4 separate regions of the Homo sapiens genome follow, and all the other regions are linked to region 3. The links are chromatin contacts, found by Hi-C or POLR2A ChIA-PET in ENCODE. All regions are on one chromosome and are shown on one strand. The core of a region is the stretch at or near the end of the contact, and the rest is flanking DNA. Distances in the headings are between cores, read along the strand shown. Region 1 has its middle 25 kb from the start of LINC01072. Region 2 holds the start of IFT88 (intraflagellar transport 88). Region 3 holds the start of FGF9 (fibroblast growth factor 9). Region 4 overlaps CRYL1 (crystallin lambda 1).

Region 1 (3,509 bases), core at 192-2,691, 1.5 Mb after region 3:
TTATATGTAAATTTTGTGCCAATAAAGTTGAGTTCAAAGGAAACATACATATTTGCGTGTGCATATATGTAAATATATATCGATGAATACAAACCCTAAACTTTACACAAAATCGTCGACTCTTCCGTTCCATATATTTCTCTCTCTTTGATTCTCAGCAAGGTTTTTATGGCCGAGCCGGTCTGCGGGCGGGAGGAACCCCGCAGGATGGGGAACCGGGCTGCTGCCAGGTGGCCGCCGCCGGGTAAAGGACCACAGCTGGAGGGGGTGGAGTGGTCCCGTGGCTGCTTTAACAAAATCCCACAGATGCGGTGGTTTACACGCCGCACAGTACAGCTGCATTCCCACAGAGTTCTGGGCGTCCGGAATCGGCGCCACCTGGCTGCAGTCAGGTGCGGGCAGGTCCCGGGCGCCGCGGTCCTCCAGCCTCTGCCCCCACGGTCGCCTCCTCTCCCTCTCCTACGAGGACACTTTGATGACATTTAGGGTCCGCCCGGATCATCCAGGACAATCTCCCTAACTCTGGACCCTTAGCCTGGCCACATCTGCAGAGCCCCGTGGGCGATAGAAAGTGATGTTTGCAGGGGCAGGGATCAGGGCCTGGGCACGGCAGCCCGCCACTGGGGGTGGGTATTCTGGGCTGGATGGCACTGTCACCCCCCGCCTTGAAAGTCTCGTCCTCCCCCACGCTTGGACTCGTGGCGCTGAGCAGAGACGCGGGCGCTCCTGGAATCGACGGGAAGCGCCCCGCTGACAGGCCTGCGGCGGGAGACCCGAGCCCCCAGCGCCACCCCAGGGCGGAGTCCCACCCACCCTGTCTACACAGAGATTCAGCTAAGAGCCTGCACTCGAGTCCAAAGTCAGGCCGCGTGAGAAGCCACGGCGGCCGCAGGGGCCCATGCGGTGAGGTCAGCGCCGGCCCCACAACCCGACCGCGGAACCCGGGCTCCCCCTCCGCCCGGGCCCTGGCCGGCCCCGCTGGCCCGCGGTGAGGAGACGGCCTTCTTGTGCCTGCGCGATTCAAACGCTGGAGCTACTCTAAACAAGGCCTGGCCACCCCGGACACGCCGAGGGAGCTGGCGGCGGTCAGGCTGAAGGAGAGGGGCCGTCACCGCCCCGCGGGAGGCCGCGGTCGCACACTGGCGGGCAGGGGACATGGGACACCCAGCTGCCGGGCAGCAAAGAGGGGCAAACTCGAGAGTGGGAAAGTAGGCGATGCTGACTTAGCGGCTGCGGGGGAGAACGGCCCAGCGGAGGGCGCCACGCCACGGCCGGTGCCGGGAAGCTCCTGTTCCGGGGCTGCTCTGTCGCCCGCCGGATGCGGACGCGCACGCTGGGCACCTCCCCTCGGCCACCAGACCTCACCTCACAGCTGACCTCACCCTCAGGGCCCCAGCATTGACCCTGAGGGACGCGCGGGCTGGCCCTGCTGCCCACTCGGGGTACGCCCCCGAGGGACACGCCCGCCTTCGCTCTCGCAGGGCAAGGTTGCTCAGCAACTTCCCCAGCCCCATGGACACCCGGGGCGGCATCCTGATGTTTCAGTTGGGAGGAACCAGAGAGAATCAAGACTTGGTCCAGGTCCTGCACATGGCTCACGCCTATAATCCCAGCACTTTGGGAGGCCGAAGTGTTAGGATCACTTGAGTGCAAAAGTTCAAGATCAGCCTGAGAAACACAGTGAGACCCCGCCTCCAAAACAAGTTTAAAAAAAAATTAGCCGGGCATGGTGATGCAACGCCTGTAGGTAGTCCCAACTACTAGTGAGGGTGAGGAGGGTGGGGGGTGTGGAGGCTGCAGTGAGCTATGATGGCGCCACTGCACTCCAGCCTGGGCAACAGAAGGAGACCCTGTCTAAAAAAAAAAAAAAAAAAAGAAAGAAAGAAAATAAATAAAAAATAAAAAAAGCTTTGGTCTGAAGGAAAAAACGTGGCCTAAAGACTTGCTTGAGGTCACACCAGGATGCAGAAAACATAAGCAGTGGCTCCGGGAAGGACTGTGGGTTAATAAGCACGGTTGGTAAATGGCAGACCCCCAGCTGAAGCCCAGGTCCTCAGATGCAAGCCCACAGCTCCTCCACTAAGCTGTGACTAACACTAGAGCCAAGGGAGCCGCAGGGGTACAGAAGCGATGCTTGCCATCAAGAAAGGAGGTTTGGGTGTGGTGAGAGGTAGAGGAGGGGGGTGAGAGGAGAGAAGGGAGGGGGTAGGGTCAGAAAGGCGGGTCGGCACCCCTACCTCCTCACTAACAGAGCAGGCAGAGCTCTCAGCCTGGGCATGGTGGGGCCCACTATGGTGAGATCCTGCTGAAAATACCCTGCGCTTTGAAAACAGCCGCATCCAGAAATCCAGGATCACTGGGAGGGGATTGCAGTCCAAAGAGATGACGCTGAGCAACGATGCTACCCACGTTTGTGTGAGCTGAGCACTTCCTAAAACTAGAGGCTCCGTTTCATAGTAGCCTACTGCTTCTCTAATTTTAGCTTACCCAAGAGTCACTTGGAGGCCTTGTTAAAAATAGATTCCTGGGGCCAGGCACAGTGGCTCACGCCTGTAACCCCAGCACTTTGGGAGGACGAGGCGGATGGATCATGTGAGGTCAGGAGTTTGAGACCAGCCTGGCTAACATGGTGAAACCCCATCTCTACTAAAAATACAAAAAAAAAAAAAAAAAATTAGCTGGGAGTAGTGGCAGGTGCCTGTAATCCCAGCTACATGGGAGGCTGAGGCAGGAGAATCACTTGAACCTGGGAGGCAGAGGTTGCAGTGAGCTGAGCTCGTGCCACTGCACTCCAGCCTGGGTAGCAGAGGGAGACTCCATCTCAAACAAACAAACAAACAAACAAAAATGACAGCCAATAATGTCCATTATTTACAAGGCAAAGACAGGCACGAATATACCTGCAACCTAGATAATTCCCAAAGTTACTTAACTGCTTCCTTTTTAGGTGGTTGGTCGTCTGACATTTTTGGCAAGATGACCACAGAAATGAAGTGTGCCCTTCTCAGTGCATCACACCAAGGGGTGCATGATACCATAGTGACTTTGTTAAGCACACCTTGGCTGTTTGGTTACGGGGCATCTTCCCAGTTTCTCTACTATAAAGCTAACAACTTGGGGAAATACTCTGAGATTATGCAAAGCCTGTCTCCTCACAATTTCCCCCTGGGTTTTAGCATCCATCAGTTGCTCTTGCCCACAGCATTTTTCCTGGGGGCTTTGCCCACGGCTGCTTTTCTGTTGCTCTCTTTCCTTCTGTGTCTGCTCACCGGACCACTCCTTCTCAGCTGCCTCTGTCTCCATGTGGGCTCACTATGGGCTTGTAGACAACGAAATCCCAGGACTTTTACTGATAAAATATCTAACATTTGTAAATGCACAGTTTACAAACTGCTCTCACTTACACTATCTCATTTGATTTCCTCACATGAACAGCTGCCCAGAAAAGCCTCTGCATTCTGGGACCCCTGCAATGGGCATTTTTCATCCAGCCTCAGTGGAACATCCAA
Region 2 (3,447 bases), core at 651-3,150, 1.1 Mb after region 3:
ATGGCATTCCAAAATAGCTTCAAAAGGTTATTAAAAGGGCCAGGCGTCGTGGCTCACGCTTGTAATCCCAACACTCTGGGAGGCCGAGGCGGGCGGATCACGAGGTCAGGAGATCGAGACCATCCTGGCTAACACGGTGAAACCCCGTCTCTACTAAAAATACAAAAAATTAGCTGGGCATGGTGGCGGGCGCCTGTAGTCCCAGCTACTCGGGAGGCTGAGGCAGGAGAATGGCATGAACCCGGGAGGCGGAGCTTGCAGTAAACCGAGATTGCCGCCACTGCACTCCAGCCTGGGCAACAGAGCGTGCGACTCCGTCTCAAAAAGAAAAAAAAAGGTATTAAAAGTCACTGGTAAAAGATATATAAAATATTTTTAATTAAAAGCTTTAGCTCAGATAATACTAAACCAGTGGTTCTTAAACCCAAGTGATGCTGAGGCTACTGGTCTGGGGACCACTTTGAGAACCACTATTCTGAACCATAATTTCTGATTATGAACCCTATTTAAGTCAGCTTAGTTGACACATAAGTTATAGAAGGAAGCAACTTTTAGAATGAGAAATCCTTTCTGCTAGGTTGTAACCAGATTTTTAAAAGGTTTGACTTGAGACTTTAGTTGAATAGACATCTTGTGGAACATACAAATATTAAAAGATGTGGAAAGTGAGGCCAGGAAAGTTGAAGGGAATCAAGCATGGCTAATAGCTATGGGTGGCAGAACAACTGTTGTTATACAACCCAGGGTTTCTGGATTCTCCAGGCAATTTCCAAAGCAGCTTATACATGTAACAAACTTTTCCATGTTGAAATAATCTGGGGATGATGCCACCTATGTTTAATATAAATCAAATGCTGGCAAAACCTTTTTTTTTTTTAAGTGAAAGGTATGTTTTTTAATACTCTTCTACTGACTATGGACAGTCTACTTCAAGCTTTTCCAACCCCGGCCCGCACGTGGCACAGGACGGCTTTGAATGTGGCCCAACACAAATTCGTAAACTTTCTGGAAGCATTATGAGATTCTTTTTTGCGATTTTTTTTAAAGCTCATCGGCTACCTTAGTGTTTGTGAATTTCATGTGTGGCCCAAGACAATTCTTCTTCCGATGTGGCCCAGGGAAGCCAAAGATTGGACACCCTTGGTCTACTTCCAAGAAGCCTACTGCAGTTTCTCGAAAAAAAAAAAACAAACAAAAAAAACTCACAACCAGAAAATCGGACTAGTAAAAGTGTAATTTTAGGCTTAGAAAGAATCTTGGGACAACAGTACTTCACGTTTTTGGAATGTTTCCATCTTTGTGAGGCTAAGTACCGCTTTCTGCATTGTTGTGTACTTTTATCTTCATTCCTGATTCAACTTTCATCAGGCAATTTGAAGTGCTTCACCTAACAAGAAAATTAAAGAGCGATGTGCACCATCTCTGCTGTGCGATTCCAGAGCTGGCGCAGTAATCTAACTGGGTTTTAAGTTTCCCCGTCAGGCGTGACTGGGACTTGGGACATCGCCAAGCGGTCAGCGACGCCCGTCCCAGTTCAGAGGAGCAAGAAAAGCCTGTGAGCTGGGGACACCGATGTGAGAAACAACGCCCGCGTTTCTGAGTAGACAACTCGGGAGCCTGAGGAAGAAAAGCAGGGGCAGGCCGAGTCCATCTGGGGCCCCGCCTCAGACCGCCCCGGGGCCGACAGGGGCGGGCAGGAGACGGGCGAAGAGGCCCTCGGCGGGATGCGCCACACAGGACGCCGCAGGGGCACGGCTGCCAGGGGCCCTGAGGCACTAGGCCCCAGCGCCCTTCTCCTACCTCACGCTGAGGGAAGCGGGCGACAGTTATTCGGGCCCAGGGACGACGCAGCGGTTGGCCAAAGCGCGACGCCGAGCCGTTGCCAAGCGCGGAATCCAAGGAAGCCGCTCCCACAGTCCTCCGCGCGGGGGCGGGCGGGGCCGGAAGCGCGGGGGCGGGAGAGAGCGCGGCGGGAAGGGGGTGGTGCGGGAGGCCTGGGGAAGTGGGTGGGGGCGGAGAACGGCGGGTCAGAGAGAAGGCAGCCCGGTCCCCCTCAGTGGAAGGGAGTGGCGGTGGGCGGAGGGTGTTGAGGGGACGGTGCCAGCGGCTTGCGGGAAGCCGGGCGATGCGGGTAGAACGGTGGAGGAGAGGGCAGGGAGGCCGGGGCCTCCCGTGGAACGGAACCGGGGGGTTGGGAGGCTGGGGGCGGCCTGTGTGAAGGGGGCGGGGAGGGAAAGGCTCGCGGCCAGTAGATGCAGGAGGGAGGAGGGCCTAGAGGGGCTCCGGGCTGGCGGCCTCTGTGAGGAAGGGGAAGGATATGGAACCAAGATCCTTTAAATCCTGATGAACTCATCCGTAAAGCAGATGCCCAAAGGATGATAGTAAGCTTACTGTGACATAACTCCCGGAGCCGCAGCACGAGCCTTGTGAACCTTGGAAGCCCGTTTTCCGCGCAGTCACTAACTCGCTTAGTCACCCTGTGTAAAAGTTATTCTGGGATGACACCTGCCTGGGAAGTCTCACCTTTCCCCCCACCTCCTCCTGTCTGCGTATTGTTCTGTAGCACCCCGTGCGCACCTTGATTGTAGCGCTTAAGGTGTCCGTTTTATTTACTAGACAGGGATTGAACCATTGTGTCCCAACCACCTAGAACCTGGGTCATAGTGTAAAGCTTAATCAATGTAATATAAATGGGGGAATTAAATTCATAATTGTTTAATGTTTAAGTTTTGTCTTAAATTTTAAAAGTAAATGTTGGGGATGGAGGGGAGGGACAGAGGGAGTCTAAAGACACCAGTAATTAATGAGTTTTTATAAAATAAGTAGTGTTGGCCGGGCGCAGTGGCTCATGCCTATAATCCCAGCACTTTGGGAGGCTGAGGCTGGCGGATCACCTGAGGTGAGGAGTTGGAGACCAGCCTGGCCAACGTGGTGAAACCCTGTCTCTACTAAAAATACAAAAATTAGCCCGGCGAGGTGGCAGGCGCCTGTAATAAATCCCAGCTACTCAGGAGGCTAAGGCAGGAGAATCTCTTGAACCCAGGAGGTAGAGGTTGCAGTGAGCCAAGATGGTGGTATTGCACTCCAGCCTGGGTGACAAGAGCGAAACTCCATCCAAAAAAAGAAAAAACATAGTGTTGGGGGACAATTCTCCATGGGTCACCTGCACTTTCCCGTGTTTTGTGAGCAGAGACACTGACTGCCTTTGTTCTGGAGTACTATGATAGCTGGTATTTTTTAAGATGTGATTAACAGTTAAATTAGACTTGAGTAAAGCAGTTGGTCCTCCACAAGGTGGGTTGGCCTCATCCCGTCAAGGGAAGGTCATAAGAGAAAAGACTAAGGTCCTCTGAGGAAGAAGGAATCCTGCCCCCAGACTGCCTTCAGCTCTTTCCTGGGTCTCTAACTTGACCTACAAATTTTAGGCTTGCCAGCATTATAAATAAA
Region 3 (3,330 bases), core at 589-3,088:
AGCCACGCAGGAGACCTACACAGGGCTGCACACTATGGAAATTTAAAAGCAGAGGTTATCACTTGATAGCTGGAAGGACAAAAACCCCTGAGCGCCCTGCCTCTTCCCAAGTCATTTTCCCCCAAGCCTCTGCCCCTGCTTTTCACGGAGCCTAAAATATGACTTTAGTCCTCCCAACAGGACAATCCGTCAGCAACCTTCGCCTATGGGGCTTTCAGACCCTCACAGGGGAGAATAAACAATGCACTTAATATACAATTCAAGTAGTATACTTACTAGAGGAAAGGGGGAAAGGAAAAAAACCTTAATTTGGGCACAAGATACCCACTGCCTTCAAGAAACTGCATTAAGTTCTTAGTAGTTAATGATTAAAGCTTTAAACTCGTGCAATCAGTCCATTCAAAAGAAACTTCCTAAACCCGTGTATCTGATGCAAAAGAACTGGAAACTTGTATTATATTTATAAATTATGCCCCCCTTTAAATTAAAAGTAGGGGGCCTTTCAGTGTATACTTGCATCAGTGCCAGCAGCAGATCTGCAATTCCGGAGGCATTTTTTTTTCGGAGCTGGCAAGACAGAGAGAGAGAGAGACAGAGATACAGAGAAAGAGGGGAGGAGGGGAGAACCCTTCCCACGTCCCCCACCCGGCCACCACCTTCTTGGTAGTTATAATTTCAACATGTCATCTCATGGACACTAAAGGGTTAATGGTATACCTACCAAATCGGCTGTGGTCTTTCCTGGTTCCCTGGATAGTACCATTGGGGAAGATTTCTAAGTGAAATCCAGTCCTGCAGTATAGCTGCCTCCGCCTGAGAATCCCCTTTAAATGATCCAAGTCCGTGACTGCGGGTCCCCTGGGGAGCCCCCCTGCTTCGGACTGACCCAGGTGGTCACTTAACAAAACCGGGCTGTCCACCGGCAACACGGGCACATTCCCAAACGGTACCGCATCCTGCACACCGAAATAGTTCCCAACTTCACCTAAGGGAGCCATCAGAGGACTCGGCTTTTGGAGCACAAGAATAAACAATAATGATGGTGTCAACCCAGGAGATATTAGGCGAGGTATATCCAACTCCCCTCCCTTACTGCAGTTGCAGAGAGAGAGAGAAAAAAAAGGTTCTTTTCTTCAATCCATTAAATGCATAAATAAAAGTAATCTGCTGTTTCACTGGCACAGGTTCAAGGTCAAACCACTGATAGTCTAAGAAACCACCACTTTATACTCACACACTGACATATTGATAAACATATCTATGTATCTCTATAGATAGATCCCCAGCTCTTAGCAGGCAGGAAGGTCTTCATCCCATCCGACCGTAATAAGGAAAAAAAATCCGTAGTTTCTCCATTTGGTTTGAGATCAGAATGACCATAGCAACTTAAATGCCTAGGCGTTATTATAGGGATTTTTAAGATGCACGGGCTACGTCAGAATTTACGGATCCTGACTCCAGGAAGGCATGCGCTGTTTTTACTCTCTAACCGACTCTGCAGACATCAGCATGAATCCTTCAAGGGGAAAAAAAAATCTCACGTTGGTGGCGGCGACAAATCTCCCCTCCCGGTCCCCCCTCCAAAAAATGATAATAATAATAAAACAAAAAGAAGAAGAAACTTTAGGCGTCCAAAGCTAGTATCCAGGATTCTCCAGAGGCTCGGCAGATGTCCATTGGCTTAGAACGGGTGGCGAGCGGCGAGCGAGGAGAGCCGCGTCCGGGAGCTCGCGTGCCGCCCAGGCTGCCGCGAACAGGTGTTGCCGCGCCGGCTCGCGGAGCGTTGTAGCCGGGCGGAGCGCTCCTCCTGCGCAGCCCCCGCCGGCGCGCAGAGTGGCGCAGGCAGCGGCATTGGGCTGGGTTTAAGGTAGCGCCGCCGCAGCCCGGGCTCCCCGCGGTCCTAGCGCCCGGCTTACTGCCCGCGCCGCTCTGCGGCAGGCGAGGTGCGGCGCGCCAGAGCGCAGGACTTCCTGGGAGGCAGTCGAGGAGCCCTGGCTTTACAAAGAAAAGCAAATGAAAGATGCACTGCGAGAGGCGGGAGGAAGAAACCCTGAGTCTCCCGAGACTCAAAGTTCTCCTGCAGAATAGAAGCCGGTAACCTACAATCTAGCTGGCTGGCTACATTGATGGAGGGTCAGAGTGAAACTGGGAAACTAGTTTTCACTGGGGCTCTGTAACCTTGCGTTGTATTATAGAATATGACTGAGTTGAGAGAGTCGGAGGGAAGGGGAGTTGATTTAATGGACTCGGATGGCCATGGCAGTTTCTCTTCCATTCTTCGGCCACACACACAGAAGCGCAAACTATGTTTCAGGTAAGATCAACTCCTCTCCCCCGTCACACACACACACACACACACACACGCAGATGCGGCCACCGTTTCTGTTTTGTTTGGAGCGTTCTGCTGGGCATCTTTGGGTTGGGGCTATGTTTAGGTCCCGCCCCGCTGCTCGGGTCCCGGCGGCCGCAAAGCAGTCGGCAGGGGGGCGCCAGAGAACCTTCTCTGTCCCCGACTTCGACTCGGGCGCGCGTCTTCGGGAGTCTGGGTGGAGGGGAGCGCTCCAGTAGGCGTCTTCTCGCCCTCAAACCACGCTGCTTAGGACGAGCGGCGCCATCCCAAGCCGTGCATCGGCTCGGGGAAGCGAAAGGCGAGTTCTGGTGTCTCACTCCACCGTCCGAAGCCCGCCGCGGAGCTGGGAGGGCCGGGCACTGGATGCTTGCGGGGCGCCCCGGGGCTGCAGCCGCTCCTTCCTGCTCTGCCCTGCGGGGCCGCACGTGGAAGCCTGAGCTCCGTTGCGCGGGCTCGGGTTTCTGTTAGCCGCCGGCGGCCTTCGCGCCCAGCGGGAGTCAGGGACAAAGAAACCCGCCTCCGGGGGCCGCCAGGGGCCCTGCCGGGCCGGGCCCGCCAGAGAGACTGGAGGCGGCGCGCTCTGCGCCCGGGACAGCCTGCCTGCGCCCGGATCCCCAGTGGCGGCGGGCGCGGAGCGCGGCGCCCCCCAACACACACACACACACACACACACACACACACACACACACACTCGCCCACAGCCCTCCCGCGGGGCCCCCCTTCCCTCCCCCTGCTCCTCTTTGTTCACATTGTCTTAGAAACGGCCCGACTCTCGGGTCAAGATGGTGAAAGTTGCCGAGACTTGAGCGCAGCTCCACACTGCGGGGCGTGCAACTGAGAAGCAAAGTCGAAAGCAGAGACTGAACCCCTGCGGTGGGGAAGCGAATCAAAACCTGGTTATGGGGGAGAAGTCGGATCCGCCTTAGTAGTCAGCTAAAGGCTGGAGATGCATAACTGGGGCTGGCCCTACTCCGGACGGG
Region 4 (3,105 bases), core at 364-2,863, 1.2 Mb after region 3:
CAAAAGTGGTCATGGCATACATATTTAATGCTTGGAAACTAGTAAACACTTTAGCAACTATAATATTTGCTTCTAGTCATTTTTTCTAGAGTATTTTACTTTCTGCTGTTAGCAATGGGAGATGGTTATTTATGAAGACTGTTGGATACTGTGTGCTACACAGAATACACCATGGAGCCTGCCCATATATATTTTTATATACATATATATATATATAACTACGTAATATATATATTATAAAATGATAATATATAATATACTGTAATATATACTATAATACATATGGTAGTATTTATAGTATAGTATTATATATTATCATATAATATATATTATACTATCTATATACTATAGTATATTATATTTTAGTATAATATATAATAGAATACATAATGGAATATTATATATTATCTATTATACAATTATATATTATCTAGTATACAAAATAATATATAATATAAAAATAATTTTTTAAAATTTATTATATATATTTTTAATATATTTTTAAAAATATTTTTATATATTTAATTTTAAACATTATTAAATGATAATATGTAATATTAAATACACCATGGAGCCTGCCTGTATATATACCTACTGTGTGTCAATCTCTTACTATGGGCCAGGTCCTGTGCCGCCCATTTTATGCAAAATGACCCACTTCAGTCCTCAGGACGCCCATGTAAAGTGGGTGCTAGTATTTATTCCATGCCATGCCCGCTCTCCAACCCCAATCATTGTTGCCTGCACACCTCAGGAATATTTTTGATTGTTTTACCTACTGCTATTTCTCCAACACCTAAAACAGTGCCTAGTTTATACAAATATTATATATATATATAAATTAATTACTTAAGATTTTTAGAGTCAAGGTCTTGCTCTGCTGCCCAGGTTGGAATGTAGCTGTGTGATCATAGCTCACTGACGTCTTGAACTCCTGGGCTCAAGCGATCCTCCCACCTCAGTCTCCCGAGTAGCTAGGACTACAGGCATGTGTCACCACACCCAGGTAATTATTTGTTGCTGTTTTTGAGACGGAGTCCCGCTCTGTCGCCCAGGCTGGAGCGCGGTGGCACGATCTTGGCTCACTGCAAGCTCTGCCTCCCGGGTTCATGCCATTCTCCTGCCTCAGCCTCCCGAGTAGCTGGGACTACAGGCGCCCGCCACCACGCCCGGCTAATTTTTTGTATTTTTCGTAGAGACGGGCTTTCACCATGTTAGCCAGGATGGTCTCGATCTCCTGACCTCGTGATCCACTCGCCTCGGCCTCCCAAAGTGCTGGGATTACAGGCGTGAGCCACCGCACCCGGCCTACACCCAGGTAATTTTTTAGTAGAGTCGAGGTCTCACTGTGTTGTCCAAGCTGGTCTTGAACTCCTGGGCCTAAACAATCCTCCAGCTTGGCCTCCCAAAGTGCTGGAATTGCAGGCATAAGCTACCTCGCCCTGCTGAGCCTGCGTTTTTAAGAGGTATGAGGCATAAGCGGGAATCTGGGAGCTTCATGTTAATGAAAAGTAAGGGACACCTGCAGAACTCGGTGCTGGCCCTGCTGCATGTTTTTCTTCCGGCTTGGGCTCCCTGCTGCTCACCTAGCGGTATCAGCACGCTGGGAGCATATCTGCTGACGCAGAGCTGCCTTGCTGTGTTTATTTTCATTTGAAAGTCAATATTCAAAGACTTGTTGCCCAGTAAGTCTGTTTGAACCACTGGGGGAAATCAAAAGGTTTCTTTCAAGGGGCGGCCTTTCACCTCTTATGGGTCTGGTTGACCTGTATCAGTCCCTGCTGCCCAGCAGAGACCTTCCTGCCTTTCGTTTTTCCTTTTTTTTTTTTTTTTTGAGATGGAGTTTTGCTCTGTCACCCAGGCTGTAGTGCAGTGGCGCGATCTTGGCTCACTGCAGCCTCTGCCTCCCGGGTTCCAGTGATTCTCTTGCCTCAGCCTCCTGGTAGCTGGGATTATAGGCACATGCCACCACTCCCAGCTAATTACCTTCCTGCCTTTCAGAGGCCCTGGCGTTCAGCAAGTATCGCATTGCACATTTGTGTGTGGGAAGACACCTGGGACACTGGAGTAGCTATTTCTGTTGTTTTGGCAGAGGAGGCTGCTACTGTGGTTTCCTCTGAGAGACCTACTGTGGTTTCCTTCCTTCCTGCCGCGTGCGCAGGACCTGCCCCGGAACTGCCGTGTGCGTGGGGCAGGTGACACAGGCCAGGATGAGGCTGTGGCCTTCCTGGAGCAAGTCCACTTTCCACTGACTGAGTACACTTACACAGCCTTCCTTTAACAGGCTCTCTGCCTGTGATTTGTGGATATGTCACCGGGACTCGTCCTGCGGCCTTTTGCTTCTTGCTTTGCTCGCGTTTGAAGGCACTTGCTATCTTGCCATCCTAGTTGGTAGGTGGTGGGTGGGAATCTTCCGCTGAAAGGGTCCCTGGTTTCTCTGAGCCTGGCCAGAGCCAGTTGCACAGCATCAGGTGATTCCCCTCTGTTCCCAAGGCCTCCTGAGGCTGATATGGCTCTTCTTTAGTCTTGGCCTATGACCCGCAGCTAATGGGAACTACTGTGCATCCATCCCTTACCATGGACCAGGTCCTGTGCCACACTCTTAACACAAAATGACCCACTTCAGTCCTCACGACACCCCCGTAAAGTGGGTGCTAGTATTTATTCCATGCCATACCCACTCTCCACCCCCAATCATTTTTGCCTGCACACCTCAGGAATATTTTTGATTGCTTTATCTACTGCTGTTTTTCCAGTACCTAAAACAGTGCCTGGCATGAGGCAGGAACTTAATAAACATTTGTTGATGACTGAATGGATTATCTGTTTAGAAATGACAGGATAAAGATCTCACCCCAGAGCCCAAAGGTGGAATCAGCCTTTGGGCCAGGTCGCTTGGACTCCAGCTGGAACCTGCATGCCTGCCACCCCTGCCAGGGAGGGAGAGACACGGGGTGTGATGGGGTCTGGGAATGCGGGGAGGCCCTCTTCCCGGTGCTCCTGAGGTGGCGGATGGCTCCCTCCTCCCTGTCCAGTTGTCTGCTCCTTCCCTGTCCCTGTAGCCTGGTGATGGCCATCCTGTCTGTGAGGCTGACTTCTGACTCG

What was found. A loop is a pair of places that touch in the nucleus more often than their neighbours do. ChIA-PET counts read pairs that join two places held with the same protein, here RNA polymerase II (POLR2A). Pooled maps may share reads with other maps.
Region 1: a pooled map shows a loop between it and region 3 (7-fold over the local background). The contact joins the enhancer-like site here to the promoter of FGF9 in region 3. A Hi-C loop is called at or near these places in 5 of 50 pooled maps. POLR2A ChIA-PET finds 5 or more read pairs at or near these places in 2 of 52 experiments (activated naive CD8-positive, alpha-beta T cell and common myeloid progenitor, CD34-positive).
Region 2: a map of CD8-positive, alpha-beta T cell shows a loop between it and region 3 (33-fold over the local background). The contact joins the promoter of IFT88 here to the promoter of FGF9 in region 3. A Hi-C loop is called at or near these places in 2 of 168 maps with a recorded cell type or tissue (CD8-positive, alpha-beta T cell and naive thymus-derived CD4-positive, alpha-beta T cell) and 9 of 50 pooled maps. POLR2A ChIA-PET finds 5 or more read pairs at or near these places in 1 of 52 experiments (activated T-cell).
Region 4: a map of naive thymus-derived CD4-positive, alpha-beta T cell shows a loop between it and region 3 (17-fold over the local background). The contact joins the enhancer-like site here to the promoter of FGF9 in region 3. A Hi-C loop is called at or near these places in 1 of 168 maps with a recorded cell type or tissue (naive thymus-derived CD4-positive, alpha-beta T cell) and 4 of 50 pooled maps. POLR2A ChIA-PET finds 5 or more read pairs at or near these places in 1 of 52 experiments (activated T-cell).

What each region holds. Positions count from the first base shown.
Region 1 is chr13:20,125,648-20,129,156 of GRCh38, reverse strand. No RefSeq gene overlaps it. Among named protein-coding and RNA genes, the nearest start is that of LINC01072, 25 kb to the right of the region's middle. RefSeq lists a silencer at 813-1,032 and an enhancer at 1,483-1,532. Within about 2 kb of position 1,441, at least 27 of the 41 ENCODE cell types and tissues checked have a DNase peak (open chromatin) inside an H3K27ac peak, as active enhancers do.
Region 2 is chr13:20,565,610-20,569,056 of GRCh38, reverse strand. It overlaps IFT88 (intraflagellar transport 88), which reads right to left and starts at 1,900. Exons shown (of 26, transcript NM_006531.5): 1 at 1,801-1,900. It overlaps LOC105370103 (a long non-coding RNA gene), which reads left to right and starts at 2,028. Exons shown (of 6, transcript XR_941725.3): 1 at 2,028-2,381. RefSeq lists silencers at 1,507-1,695, 1,791-2,200.
Region 3 is chr13:21,669,581-21,672,910 of GRCh38, reverse strand. FGF9 (fibroblast growth factor 9) reads right to left here and starts at 1,838. Exons shown (of 3, transcript NM_002010.3): 1 at 722-1,838. The coding sequence starts at 998. RefSeq lists silencers at 1,851-1,910, 1,931-1,980, 2,761-3,020.
Region 4 is chr13:20,475,084-20,478,188 of GRCh38, reverse strand. All of the region lies in intron 3 of CRYL1 (crystallin lambda 1), which reads left to right. Among named protein-coding and RNA genes, the nearest start is that of MIR4499, 43 kb to the right of the region's middle. RefSeq lists enhancers at 1,764-1,813, 1,884-2,083. Within about 2 kb of position 1,613, at least 9 of the 41 ENCODE cell types and tissues checked have a DNase peak (open chromatin) inside an H3K27ac peak, as active enhancers do.